Regions from separate parts of the Mus musculus genome. Here region 2 is linked to region 1. A link is a loop called in an ENCODE intact Hi-C map of the cell type or tissue named here. Cell type or tissue: left cerebral cortex. All regions are shown on one strand. Links, peaks and the distances in the headings refer to the core of each region. The heading gives the core; the rest is flanking DNA. Region 1 overlaps Sfxn5 (sideroflexin 5). Region 2 overlaps Sfxn5 (sideroflexin 5).

What was found. A loop is a pair of places that touch in the nucleus more often than their neighbours do. Peaks named below come from ENCODE experiments on the same cell type or tissue, not always from the same donor. Only the 100,000 strongest peaks of a DNase experiment are listed, where the experiment ranks them.
Region 2: it touches region 1 in a loop (8-fold over the local background); 3 of 42 quality-filtered maps call a loop at or near these places.

Annotation. Positions count from the first base shown.
Region 1 is chr6:85,214,725-85,221,222 of GRCm38, forward strand. It overlaps Sfxn5 (sideroflexin 5), which reads right to left. Exons shown (of 14, transcript NM_178639.4): 14 at 1-1,022. The coding sequence ends at 945. Among named protein-coding and RNA genes, the nearest start is that of Emx1, 30 kb to the left of the region's middle. In left cerebral cortex, for the core only: no CTCF peak of the experiment used is centred there; DNase peaks (open chromatin) are centred at 2,665, 3,739 and 4,061; H3K27ac peaks cover 1,127 bases.
Region 2 is chr6:85,275,987-85,282,484 of GRCm38, forward strand. All of the region lies in intron 6 of Sfxn5 (sideroflexin 5), which reads right to left. Among named protein-coding and RNA genes, the nearest start is that of Sfxn5, 54 kb to the right of the region's middle. In left cerebral cortex, for the core only: no CTCF peak of the experiment used is centred there; DNase peaks (open chromatin) are centred at 3,579, 4,427 and 4,590; H3K27ac peaks cover 1,729 bases.

The sequences.
Region 1 (6,498 bases), core at 1,660-4,159:
ATCCGGCCTTGCACCCTCAGGCAGGAGACTCCTCTATTGCAGAAAGGTGTGGGTTGTGACAGCTTCAGTGGCTGCAGACTGGACCACAGTGGGCTCAGCCCACCTTTGTCCCCGTAGGAAACTCTAGCTACTTGTGGAAAAGAACCCTCCTGCAAAGCCCAGGCAGGATCCTCTCTCCTTGTTCCCACAGAACAGTGTTGCTTCTTGGGGATCCCTGACTAGAGCTGGGCTACTCTCAGGGACCTGGAATCAATAAGAGCTCCATGAAAGATGACCCGTGCCTGGGGTCATCTGACTTTCCCTCAGCTGTGGGGTGGGTAGGAGCTGGGTACATTCAGAGCCTGGTGTTCCCGGAATCTTCCAAGGGGTCTCTAGTGCTCTTTGATAGAGAAAGCCAATTCCCAAAAACCTTGGTTCATCCTGTGGGGTGCAGACCACCTCCCTTCCCTTCCCTTCTCTAACCCGAGGGGCCCACCAGGCCTAACCATTATACTCCCCTCCCATCAATGCAAACCAGTTCCCATGCTCCTCTGGCTCCCGCCACCTGTCCTGCTACTTTTGGTCAGCTGCAACCAAGGCTCAGACTTGCTTCTAATAAAAAAAAAATTAAAACAAACCGAAAAAAAAAAAAAAAAGAACATATAAAAGGATACTACTTCTACCCCAGAAGCACTCTACAGTTCTTTAGCTCACACGAAATTGTGCTGAGTGGAGTTTAGCTGACCCCATGTAAGGCCCAGAGATGCACTTGATTCTTTTTGTGTAGGAAATGTGTCAGAATTCCTCTCCCCTATGTTAAAATGTGAATGGTTAGTCTCCCTACTGACGGAGGTTGGCTGCTTTCCAGGCAGCCCCTCCTTGCAGAGACAGCTCAAGAGACTTCTCTCCCCACCCCGAACGCCCGGCCTGGATAGTGCTGTGTGCCCAGGCCGGCTGGTCTTCACTCACAGCCCCTTATTGTACACCACTGTCCGGCTGCTGGTAGCCCGGGCTATCTCAGGCTCCAATTGGGAGGTTTCAATCTGAGGAGAGAAAGAGAAGAGTGCAGAGCTGGGGAGTGCCAGGGCAGTGGCTCTAAGGCCTGACCTGGTACCTACAGTTCTTTTCCTCTGCATGTCCCCTAGCCGGTACCTCTATGTCCTAGCAAGAGATATGCGTGCTTTCTCTTCTATCAGCTCACGATTAGCCTCTTTCTTGTCTACATTCTGGGTTTCCCTCATTGGAAATACCCTAGTTCCTCTTACTGCAGGCACATTTGAGGACCCATTGTCTAGTCCTCCTTAAGCCTTTTCCCTGGCAGTACCCCATTCTCTGCTCTCCTGGACCAATAATACTGCAGGTCTCAGATACTCTGTCACACACACACACACACACACACACACACACACACACACACACACACACCAACTCAGGTCTCAGGGACCATTACTTCAGCTCTTTCCCAGCCTCAAGGGTCCTTCTAGCTCTGATTGGTAGCCCAGCTTTAGGGGTCCCTGCCCACACACCTACCCTTCCACTTGACTACCTCCCAAAGATCCTCCCAGTCCTTGGAGCAGGTGGCAAGAGCTTCCTCCAGACACTGCCTGGTCAAGTTCATCTCTTGTCCTCTACAGAGGCCACATTCAGTCTTTGGGGTCACTTCAGTCGCTCAGCTTGGCTTCCCACTCCTGAGCTGCTGGGCCTTCTTACTTCAGTGGCACTAGTGGGGAACTGCTCTCAGATCAAACCCATAGCCTGCCACACCCTGCCCCTCCCTCCTGCCTCCTTCAGTGTCCGTCCCTTCCCCTTGGAAGGCAGACACCCACCTCTCTCCTCCTTCCTCTGCCTCTGTCCTCTCCTTCTTCTCTCCCAACTTTGCTGTCCATGGAGTCCTACACATGCCACAAGAACCTTGCATCTGAGGAAACTCCTTCTTACCTTGTCGGGCTTGCCTATGGCCCGGTATTGCTTCTCCCCAGCAACTATGCTTCTTTAAATTGTCCATTCTGGTCAAATCCACCTGTCCACCTCCCACTGGCTTCAGCCCACAGCAAATCTGGCTTTACAAAACCTCTCTTTCCAAGGTCAGTTACCCTCATTTCACACCACCTACTGGCTGCTTCTTGGAGTACTTGAGGCTTGGTCTGGTTGGACTCCTGGTGCCTGTCATGTCTCTGATGTGTCCAGCTGTGGTTCTCCCCTGAGCCTTAGGCCAACAGCTGACTGCTGGCTAGTCAAAGATGATAGATACTTCATGGGTACATAAACTCAAGCATTCTGAAACAGAACTGAGCCTATGCCCCAGCCCAGCTCCACGTTGTGGGCAATAACACCTTTATCTAATGGCTGAATGACCAAAGACCCTGGTCCCTCTTCTCTTCCTCCCCTCCCCTCCCCATCCCTTCCCTTCCTATCCCTTGGTTATCCACTTCATCCCACTGTCTTCTGAATCTCAGGTCTGGTCACCCCCCACCCTCACTATAAAAAAAAAATGGTTCAGCAGCCTGCACCCATGCCCTCAGTTCCCACTGCTACACTCCCTATTATCTTGAAGACACAGGACATATGTACTTCTTTGGGTTCATCATACAAACCTGACTGTTCCCTGTCTCATCTCTGGTCTGCCTGGGCTGTTCTGTCTGTTAGAGGCATCCTCCTACCCTCATTCCCACCCCCACCGTATTTTTCTGTCTTTCGTCAGCTTTATAGGCCAAGCTATAGACCAAAGCTTACCTAGGCTGAGTAGGACAACCTTTCTGGCCCAAGACCCCTGCATTTCTTATAACCAAGTGATATCACAGTGTTGGGGGACTGGCTGCTCACACACCCTCTACCTTTTCATGTCAGATCACAAGCGCCCCTCTCCCAACCAGGAGACCTGTAGATCTTGTTCATTCTGAGTCCTTGTGGCCTAGAACAGCGCTAGAGACTCTGTGGTTGAATTAATGGGTAGAAAGAAAATGGGTAGCAAGCACCTAGAAAATAGATCCTTCCCTAAACCACACAACCCAGATGTTGGCCTTTGGCTCCGATTGGGCCAATGAGAGGGGGACACTCTTAGGGAGGGACCCCACCCACTAGCTTGTCATGTGCCCCAGGCAAGATCCCAGAACTACCAGGCCTTTGTGCTGCAGCTCAGCTGAACCTGATCCTAGGTACACGCTATATATGAACCCACGGAAGTCTTAGTTTGTGGCCAGAGTGTGGCATAGACTAGGGAAACTTCAGGGAGCTCAGTCAAACCAGGATATGTAGGTCAAGGTCAGGCAAGGGGGAGTTGGGTAAGGGTTAGAGCTGGTGGGCACAGAAGAGATCCTGGAAAAGCCCTCCTCGATACCCTAACACTCTGGCTACTTGAGCCAGCCAAAGAGAAAAGAGCTACGCTCAGGACCCAGGACCCCTCTCCTAAAACTGCCTTCTCCTGCCCCAGCCCTCTCCCCTGAGTCCCCGCCACCCCACGGCTCCCCTCGTCCCCATGCTGCCACTGACACAATGCACAGCGCCCACGCTTAAAAATCTAAATGCTTTTGAAAATGTTTAACCTAGTTAGACAAATTAGCAAAAATTTGTGCAAAACAATTTAGGTATTTAAAATATTCAATGTTTTTAAAAAACTGGAAAACTGTTCTTAGCTTTCAGCTGCAAAAACCAACAAAATATAACATCCCAGCAATCTTACCATGAGGTGTAACATAACCCTTCGGGAAAGCTGTTAAACAGCTACCGAGGCATCCTGGGAAATAGCACTTCATTTATTCAAATGCACATATGTCAGGCTTTTGCACCATATGTCATTCCAAGCTATTTACAGTAATAATTAAATCTTAATCAACGTTTAACCTCTGTAAAATGTTTGAAGAATCCTAATCACCCTTCAGACTGCACTAATGAAGGAGAAATATATAAACATAAAAGGAAAACGATGCATAGATACCACACTGGAAAGAACAGTAATTGCAAAATTGTATTTCTTTTAAATATAATCAGTAAATGATGTAAAGTAAGCCAAGGAGTATTTTAAGTTAAGACATCTTGGATGTCAGAGGTGTGAGCAGCTAATTTTGTTCTGCTACCCATAACAGATGTAGCATATTTTATTTTAGTGCCATTATTAGCAGCTCCCCATGCAGCTTTCACTGAAGCACTGAGGCCTGCATTAAAATCCTAGAGGCTGCTCACCACCGAGGTGGAGGACCAAGGCCCAGGGCCGTGGCCTGCAGGGCCCACTCCCCATAGAACCCAGCATCCCCACAAGACGGAGGCCACTCCTTCATGGCACCCAGGCTGCTCTGGGCCCCCACTGAGCTGAGGGTAGCAGGTAGAATAGAAACACAGTGTGGTGTAAGGGGATGCAGACAGTGGAAGTCTCCTGGGGGAGGTGGCCCAGGCATCCTAGGTTAGGGTCTTGGGGACAGAGAGAGCCACCATTCCTGTTCATTTTGATTCAGTGTGTGTTTATGTTCACGTGAGCCAACACCACACACTCAGGCTGGGCGAGCAGTGATGGACAGGGCCAGCTCACTGCCCTTGAGAAGCTGGAAGTCTAGGGGAGGAGTCAGAAAGTGAAAGCAGATGGATTCCTGAGAGACAAGCAAAGTACCATGGAAACTGGGGAGGGCCTAGGGGTTACCATGTACTGATGAAGGAACAAGGAAGGGAGACTTCTCAGAGGAGGTGGGCCAGGGAGAGAATGGAAGATTTGGATCAGAGAAGGCAGACAATAATTGCTGGATGAAGAGGAAGAAAGTATCAGGTCAGTCAGTCAGCATGTGCTGTGGAAAGGAAGAGATTCGGTGGTCACCGGGGACACATGGAAGGATACTAAGGTGCGGGCAGGATAGGCATGCCATTGGCTGCCTGGAGATGTCAGCCATTATCTGAGAGAATCAGGGAGCCATTAGGTGAGCAGGAGCGTGGGCACACCCAGGTTTCAGAAAGGTCCTTCTGACCATGGCAGAGTGGAGGTGGGGGGAGGGGGAGCAAGGAGGCAGGAAAGCCTCCCAGAGGAGCAGCTGTTGGAGCCAGAAAGTTCTTAGGTCCTGCCTTCTGATGTTGCCCATGGGGGCAGGAGAAGAGCGTGCCAAGGAGCCTTTCTGAAGATGACATCCACAGAGTTGATGACCAATTGCATGTGGGGGTGAGAGGGAGGTGTCGAGGATGACTGGGCGGCGGATGACTCCTAATTCTAGCTCATGAGCTGGGGTGGTGGTGGTGATACCATCCTCCGAGGCAAGGAGTACGGGAACGGGGGTGGGTTGGCCATGCCAAAGCTGGAGTGCCCGTGGGTCTCCTGGGTAGACTGGCCTGAGAGGCAGATGGGCCCAGGGTTCTGGGCTCTGGGCAGGAGGGAGCTGGATGTGTACGCACAGCCAGCGCCTCCAGAGTGGGGGAGCTTGCCCGGAAGAGCAGATGGAGGGGAACAGGCACATTCGAGGGGCGGGGAAGGGAATGAGCCCACGAAGGCAGCCAGCAGGAGCAGCTGAACATTGACATAGGGTACCAGACATCTCAAAGCTCTGGGTACCAAGTGATGTCTCATGGTGGTCCCGACGAGAGCTTTAGCTGCTCCTGGCAGCTAGCTTGTGGAGAACCCAAACTTCCCAGACTCAACTCAGTGCTGACCTTGAGTGCAACCTCTTCATGCTGAGGCATGGCGGTTAGCCACCTGTGAGAACCCCTCGTGGGGCCAATGATCTGTGATCCTCAGGTCTCCTGTGTGAGGAGATCACTGAGGGCCCTCACTATTGGGCTCAACTGGGAGAGGCCAGGACAAGGACCTGAGTGATGCCTGTGTCAACGGGGCCACCATTTCTTCCTCTTATCCGTACCAAGTAAACCTATTGCAGGTCACCTCATCTGTCCAAGATGAGGGCAGGAAGGCACGGTCCATCAAAGGAATCTGGAAGAAGAGAGCTGGAGCGGCAGTGACCACAGAGGATGCTGAAGGTATTGGTCAGAGCCTGCTGGACGGTACCACTTGCTCCAGAACTGCTGATAGCATGAACATGTCCAGCCTGCTCTGAAATAAGCACTACCACCCCTCTGGAACTGATTTACCCAATCTCATCTCCATCCTGAAGACCAAGCTCAAGCCATGAAGCCCCTCTCAGGAGACACCCCCTTATGCAGAGCAACATATCTAGTGTCTCCTCTTAAATACCTCAAGGCCCAGTTAGCAGCTCCACGACCCCCAGTTCCCTACAGCTTCCCTTCATGGCCTGCGAAGGGTTAACCTTGAGTTATTTGCCTTTGTAGCCAGACACACTGTGTTGGGGTGGGGGCCAGGAGTCAGGAATGCACTGGGGGCACCTCTGCCTTCCAGCCTGGGAGCACACACACACATACACACACACCTGCAGCCAGGCCCAGTGGATAGTTTACATATTTGAACCAGGGAGCTAAGGTGCAGAGACATAAACAGGAAACTGGATCCCCCAGCCGTGCCCCACTCTCCTGGGCTTTTCCCTACTACAAAGCACTCCCTCCTCCTGCCTCTCTCTGCTGGGACAGGCTTTTCCA
Region 2 (6,498 bases), core at 2,349-4,848, 62 kb after region 1:
AGTGTCCTCAAACTACAAGCCGAAACAAATTCTTCTTACTTAAATTACATGCATGTATGCATGCACATATATAACACCATGTATGTCTATATAGAAGTTTTGTCACGGCAAAGAGAAAATTAACCAAAACACCCCCTAACCACAAAACACAAAGACCAGACAAGACAGGAAAAGCTAGACTGGCCAAAGAGGTTCTCGAGAGTGAGCAAGGCTGATGGACCCTAACATTCAAACAGGACTTTAGGAAAGCCAGGCTTGACTAACTATTGGCAAACAGAAGTTGACTTCTGCTAAGGGAGATGTGTGTGTGTGTGTGTGTGTGTGTGTGTGTGTGTGTGTGTGTGTGTGAGAGAGAGAGAGAGAGAGAGAGAGAGAGAGAGAGTGCATGCATGTCTGCATGTGTTTGTGTATGTGTGACAGGAGCCAGGCAGCTGAGGCAGCGGGACAACAGAGCCACTGGCCTGACTGGGAAGAATGTCCCAGACATTGACAAAAGACAATCTAGAGAGGGTAAGGATGGGAGACCAGGGACACCAAAGAGCCCACTGGGTCCCTGTGGCCAGGCGGGGCCCAGAGCACATGGTGCCAGCCTCGTTCCCTATTAGGCAAAGCACTGCACCATCTGTATAGTCCCAGGAGCAGGAGCAGGAGCAGGCGTTTTATAACTTCCTTTTCTTTTTCAGTCTACATTAAAAATAAATGTTCCCTTCAGCTCTCAGATGTATATCTCTAGTGCAACCTGCCCACATTCCCTCCTGCTGCCCTTTCCAGAACATGGCAGGGGAAGGGAAGGAAGAGATGGAGAGAGGGAGCCAGTCCACCCGGCTGATGCCAGTGGATCACACCTCTTCTAAGAGGGAAGCGCGGCAGGCACGGCCACACATGGTGGAAGGTGCCCAGAATGCATGGGGACCAGGGAAATGGAAGTGGAGGAAATGGGAGCCAACAGCCAGGCTTGCTTCCCACCCCCACCCTCCCGCACCGCAGGACCTTGGCCAAATCACACATCCCATCTTTGCATTTATAGTTCATGCAGTGGCTGGAGTCCCCTCTGCAGCTCCAGCCCTCTGGTGGCTGTCCTTGCTGCACGTCTCTCTGTACTTCCCCTTGTGTGTCCTGCTGTGGACCTAGTGATCATCAGACTCTGGGGCCAAGACTGACCCAGGCTAAGTTCTTTGAGTTCCTCCCCCTGCCTTCACCTGTTAAATAAAGAACTACCCTGGCATCTCTTAGGGGCCACATCTCCCAGAGTGGCACAGACAGAATCTGGCTCAGTGTCTGGCACATGTTCCTGGATGTCAGGTAGTGGTATCGTCCCTCCTCTAGTCTGGTTTCTCTCAGTCTTGTCTGTGTACACACACACATACACACACACACACACACACACACACACACACACTCACACACACACAAGCCCTTTCTTTGAGCCTCACAGCCTGCACCTTCCTTACAAATATAAATCTTTGTGTGAGCATGCATGTGTTTGTGTATGTGTTCATGTGTGTGCATATGCATGTATAAGCCTCTGGGGGCTGGGAGGAGCAGGGGTCAGCCAGACTCAGCAAACTATAGATCTATACAATGAGGATCAGAAGTTCCTCCAGAGGTTGACCCCAGCTAAGTAAGATTCCCTAAGAATATGAAGGAGTGTTGGTGTCTGGGCCATGACACCGCTGCAGCCTTCACAAAAGGCTCTAGGGACATTGTGTGCAGAGCTATGTTGATGCTGGTACTGCGGTGAGTACCCCCTGCATCTCCATCTTCACTCATGCCCTTGGCTCCCAAGCAACCCTGCTCAGCACCCCACCACCTGGGCTCCGGGGCTCAAGAGGGATTATTTGTGCTACTCTAAGGACTGAGTAGAGAATGTATTCTGTACAGTAGCTTCTACCTGGAAGATGGTTCACAGGAGACCTCACACCTTTGTCATTTCCTTAGGTGTCCTAACTGCTGTAGAAAGTTACATTTTTCTGGGTTTTGTTTTTTTGTTTGTTTGTTTGTTTGGTTGGTTGTTTTTATTTGGTTTGGTTTGGTTTGCTTTTTCAAGATAGGGTTTCTCTGTGTAGCCCTAGCTATTTTGGAACTCAACACTATAGACCAAGCTGGCCTCAAACTTAGAGAGATCCACCTGCCTTCTGCCTCCCAAGTGCTGGGATTAAAGTCATGCACCACCACCGGCAGGCTGACAAGTTATTTTTTTAAGACTTATTTGCATTTGTATTTATGTACATGTGTGTGGGTATGTGCACAATAGTGCAGGTGCCCACAGAGGCCAGATATACAGGCTTTGGATCCCCTGGAGATTGAGTTCAAGGCAGTTGTGAGCTGACCGGTGTGGGTGATGGGAACTGAACTCAGGTTCCCTGGACAAGCCGCCAGCACTGGCTGTTAGCCAGTGAGCCATCTCCTGAGCCCAAACAAGCCCTAACCTGGGAAAACAACACCTTGAACATCCCAGGTTTCTGGCTGAGAGTGTCACCTGAGCTGCTGAAGTCAGGGGTGGAGGAGAGCACAGGCCAAGCAAGGCACCAAGAACTGGCCTCAGAGCCACCTGGGCAGCCCCTAAGCCTTGCTCCTTCCCACAGCACTCTCAGATGAGGACTTTGTATAGTGCTCACAACATATACATACATAATACATACATAATACATACATAAATACACACACATATGCATGTGTGTGTGTGTGTGTGTGTGTGTGTGTGTGTGTAGGGGGCTGGAGAGATGTCTCAGTGGTTAAGCACACTTGTTCTTTCAGAAGACCTGCCTTCAGTTCCCAGAACTTACATGGTGGCTCACAACTGCCTGTAACTCCAGTTATAAGGGATCTGACGCCATCTTAGGACTTCTATAGGCAGTGCATGCATATGCATGCAGGAAAAAACACATGAAATAGGAATAAACAAATCTAGGGGGGGGGCAAGCATAAGGACCTGAGTTTGACACACACACCCCCAACCCCAGCACTAAAAAATGTTGGATGCATCAGCTTGGGTGTGTCATCCCATCGTTGAGGAGGAGACAGGAGGAGTCTGGGGCCCATTGGCCAGCCAGTCTAGACAACTGGTGAGCTCCAGGTTCAGGGAGAGACACTGTCTCAGAGTGAAACAAGGAAGACAGCTGATGTTGACCTCTGGCCTCCAAACGCATGAGTACACACCAGCACATGCATGTCCCCCCCACCCCCATCCCCCCCCACACACAAGATCTACCTATTGGCGGGGGGGTGAAACATTTTTGAGCTTCACCACAGGGTACCACCAAATTATCCCAATTGAGGAGAAAACGATAGGAATAACTATCCTCAGCGCCCACCCCATTACTGGGCTCTCCAATCAGGTCGAGGTTCAGTTCCTTTGCAGGTTCCCATCACCCTCTCCATCTCCTTACATCACCTCAGCTGGCTCCAGGTTGACAGTCTGGCTCCCAAGAACCGCCCTCAACAGCCAGAGGGCATTAGCAACCCTCACAGGGGAGAACCTGACTTTTGATACCTTCCCTTCCTTACCACCCCCATGCCACCCCACATCCTCAACGGTGCCTCTCACAGACCTGCCATAGCTGGGGCACCCAACAATTCGCTAGGTTTTTTTTCCTTGTGCTTTGCCTCCACCTTCTGATTCATATGGCCAAGGATCTGAAAAGCAACACTTTGGTGTGTCGGTGTCACTACTGTATAAAGCAGTGGCTCTCAGCCTTCCTAATGTCGCACCCTTCCATACACTTCCTCGGGTTGCAGTGACCCCCAACCATAAAATTATTTTCACTGCTACTTCCTAACTGCTGTAATTGTGCTACTGTTCTGAATCGTAATGTAAATATCTGTTTTCTGATGCACTTAGGTGACCCCTGTGAAGGGTCATTTGATTCCCCAAAGGTCTTATGACCTGACCTGTGGGTTTAAAGGCTGCAGGCGTCTCCAGAAGTGGCTTTTGTCAAGACTAACCCTGGTTAGTGGCGTCTGGCTTTAACTGGACTGACACCTCTCTCATGATATGGATGGGGCCAAAATGATCGTTATTTGTGGCTCTGGAGGTGGGCAGCGATGAGCTGGAATGAGGATTAGGAGACAGGAGAAAGTGGCTTGTGTTAAGAAGGACTCAGCATGTCTGTAAAGCCCTGGGACACGGACAAACCCTCAAACCTGATAGAAAGTAAACCCTCACCTCTCCATTACAGTAGCGATTCGGTGACCTCAAGAATACCTTCTGAGTCTTGGGGTTTCTATACTCATGGGGGCATCCAGAGCAATAAGAGAAAGCTGAGACTGTGTATGTAAGCCAAGCCTATACTGTCACAAGAAAGTTAGACTCTGTGGCCAGGAAGGTAGCTTAGTTGCTATAGTGCTTGTGTGGCACGCACAAAGCTCTGGGTTCCATGTGCAGCATTGCATGAACCCTGTGTGTCAATGCACACCGGAAATCCAAGCACTTGGGAGATGGAGCAGCAGAATCAGAAGTTCACAGGTCCTCAGTTACTTAGTGAGCTTAGACCAGGCTTTTTTCAAACAAACAAACAAATAAACAGGGCATCAGACCCACTGACTTGGGGCTCATGGTCTGCGTCCTTCATCCTTCTGAGATTTGAAACCTCCAGACTGGACGGAAGTGCAGAGATGAGAAGGGAGATACAAATGAACCCAGGAAGCACAGACCACGAGGCGCTGAGCTCCTGGCACGTGAGGCTGGCAGGGCACAGGAGGAAGAGTTGAACAGACCCCAGGGTAGAAAGTCCTGCCCCTTCTACTATGGGCTCATGGGAAGGACAGTGTGCCACATGACAGTGGGAAGCTGAGGAAAGAGGAATTGACTGGAGGAAGCACCCCCATGGTGGGGGCTTCTTAGAGGACCCTGAAAGGATGGAGACTGGGCCACAGCAGCCGCAGAAGTGGCCTGGACACCCTGGCTTAGCATCCGCGCTTCTGTACAAATTGGGATCTTTTTGCCACACACGAAAGTGGGGGAAAGTTCCCATCTTTAAATGTTAAGCTTAAAATAAGCCCCGACACGGGTGCCAGTGGATCTGTGAAATCTGCTGACTAAACTGGCACCCGTGCCTGTGAGAGAACCAGCTCGTCCCTCCGAGCCCTGGGGTAAGAGTGAGGTTACGCTCAGGGTAAGCAGGAGGGCATGGGGTCGAGCAGGGATGCTCGTGTAGGCAGGAGGCTGCTTGGATGTGACAATCTACAAACTTCTCAGCTGAGGCACCTGCCAGCCTTCCTCGCCCCTTCCCTTCATCACTCAGGGGCCCAGTTCCTAGCACATTCGCTGGCACCCTCGTTTCTATTTCGGTAAGCGTTTTCAGTGGCTTCTACTCGAGTATATTTCTTACTCACTCTGACCAGGGGCTTCATGAAGGTGTGGACTGGAACCTTCCAGCCCCTTTAGGACCAGTAACAAAGGAATGTTCAGGGATGTTTGTCAGGCAACAGCAGGACCTTAGAGGAGCTCCTGTGGCTGAAGGGAGCCAGGCTGCAAATGCTGGGGAACAGTCATGCTCCTTCCATATAAGGTGAGGTTTTAATCTGGTGGTGGCCGGAGTCAAGGGTGGGACCTGTAAACTGTCGCGTTGCTTGCCATGTCTGAGCACAGGGATGGATGGCTTTGGTTTTGCCATATCCTCAGGCTCAAGTGGAGACTCACCTCTGACCCACTGCTCTGAATCTTGGGACACGGCTCTCTGGGACTCAGAAGCAGGTCAGCTGCTGAGCTGTCTACTGGGAAATCATGTCTCAGCATGCTGCCTGTTCTGCTTCCGTGGGGAGACCACGCTGCTGCTCTGAGGTGTGCCGTCTCCACACTGTGTGCTAACTCAGAGACCCTTGGTCACGGGCTCTGAGGCCACTCAACACATCTGCTTTCACAGTGCCCAGCTCACAGCAAAGGAGATCAGCATCCAAAGCCTGGACACCGACAGGGCCACAGTTTCCTGAAACACTGGGTTTGTCTGGGGTGTGAGCGGGGCACCTCAGTAGCACTCTGCGGTTAAACCCTGTCTCAAAACATACAAAATCACCACAACGAAACAGAGCGAGGCTGACTTGTTAACTTATAAATCGGGACCTTTGTTTTGTTGATTTGTTCCGGGAGAGCAGTCACTGACTTGGCTAACAATCTATCTAGGCACTCAGTGGGTCCTGAGCCTGTATCCACCTGTGAGTGGCCAGCTCAGATGCCCAGGTCTCTGGTTTGATAATATTGCCAAATGATCTATCAACGTAAACGTTTATAAAATTATTATGTCAGAGCTGAAGAGATGGCTCAGTCAGTGCGGTGCTTGCCTTATAAGCATGAGGGCCTGGGTTCAAGCCCACCAGAACCCACTTTTAAAAAAGACACATGCTTGTCTCAGCACAGGGGGATTGGAAACAAGAGGATTCTTGGAGCTCACTAGCCAGCCTAGCCTGCTTGGTGAGTGCCCAGCCAGTGGGGGCCCCATGTCAAAAAACGAGAGGAATTACACCCAAGAACAACACTTGAGGTTGTCTTCTGACCTACAC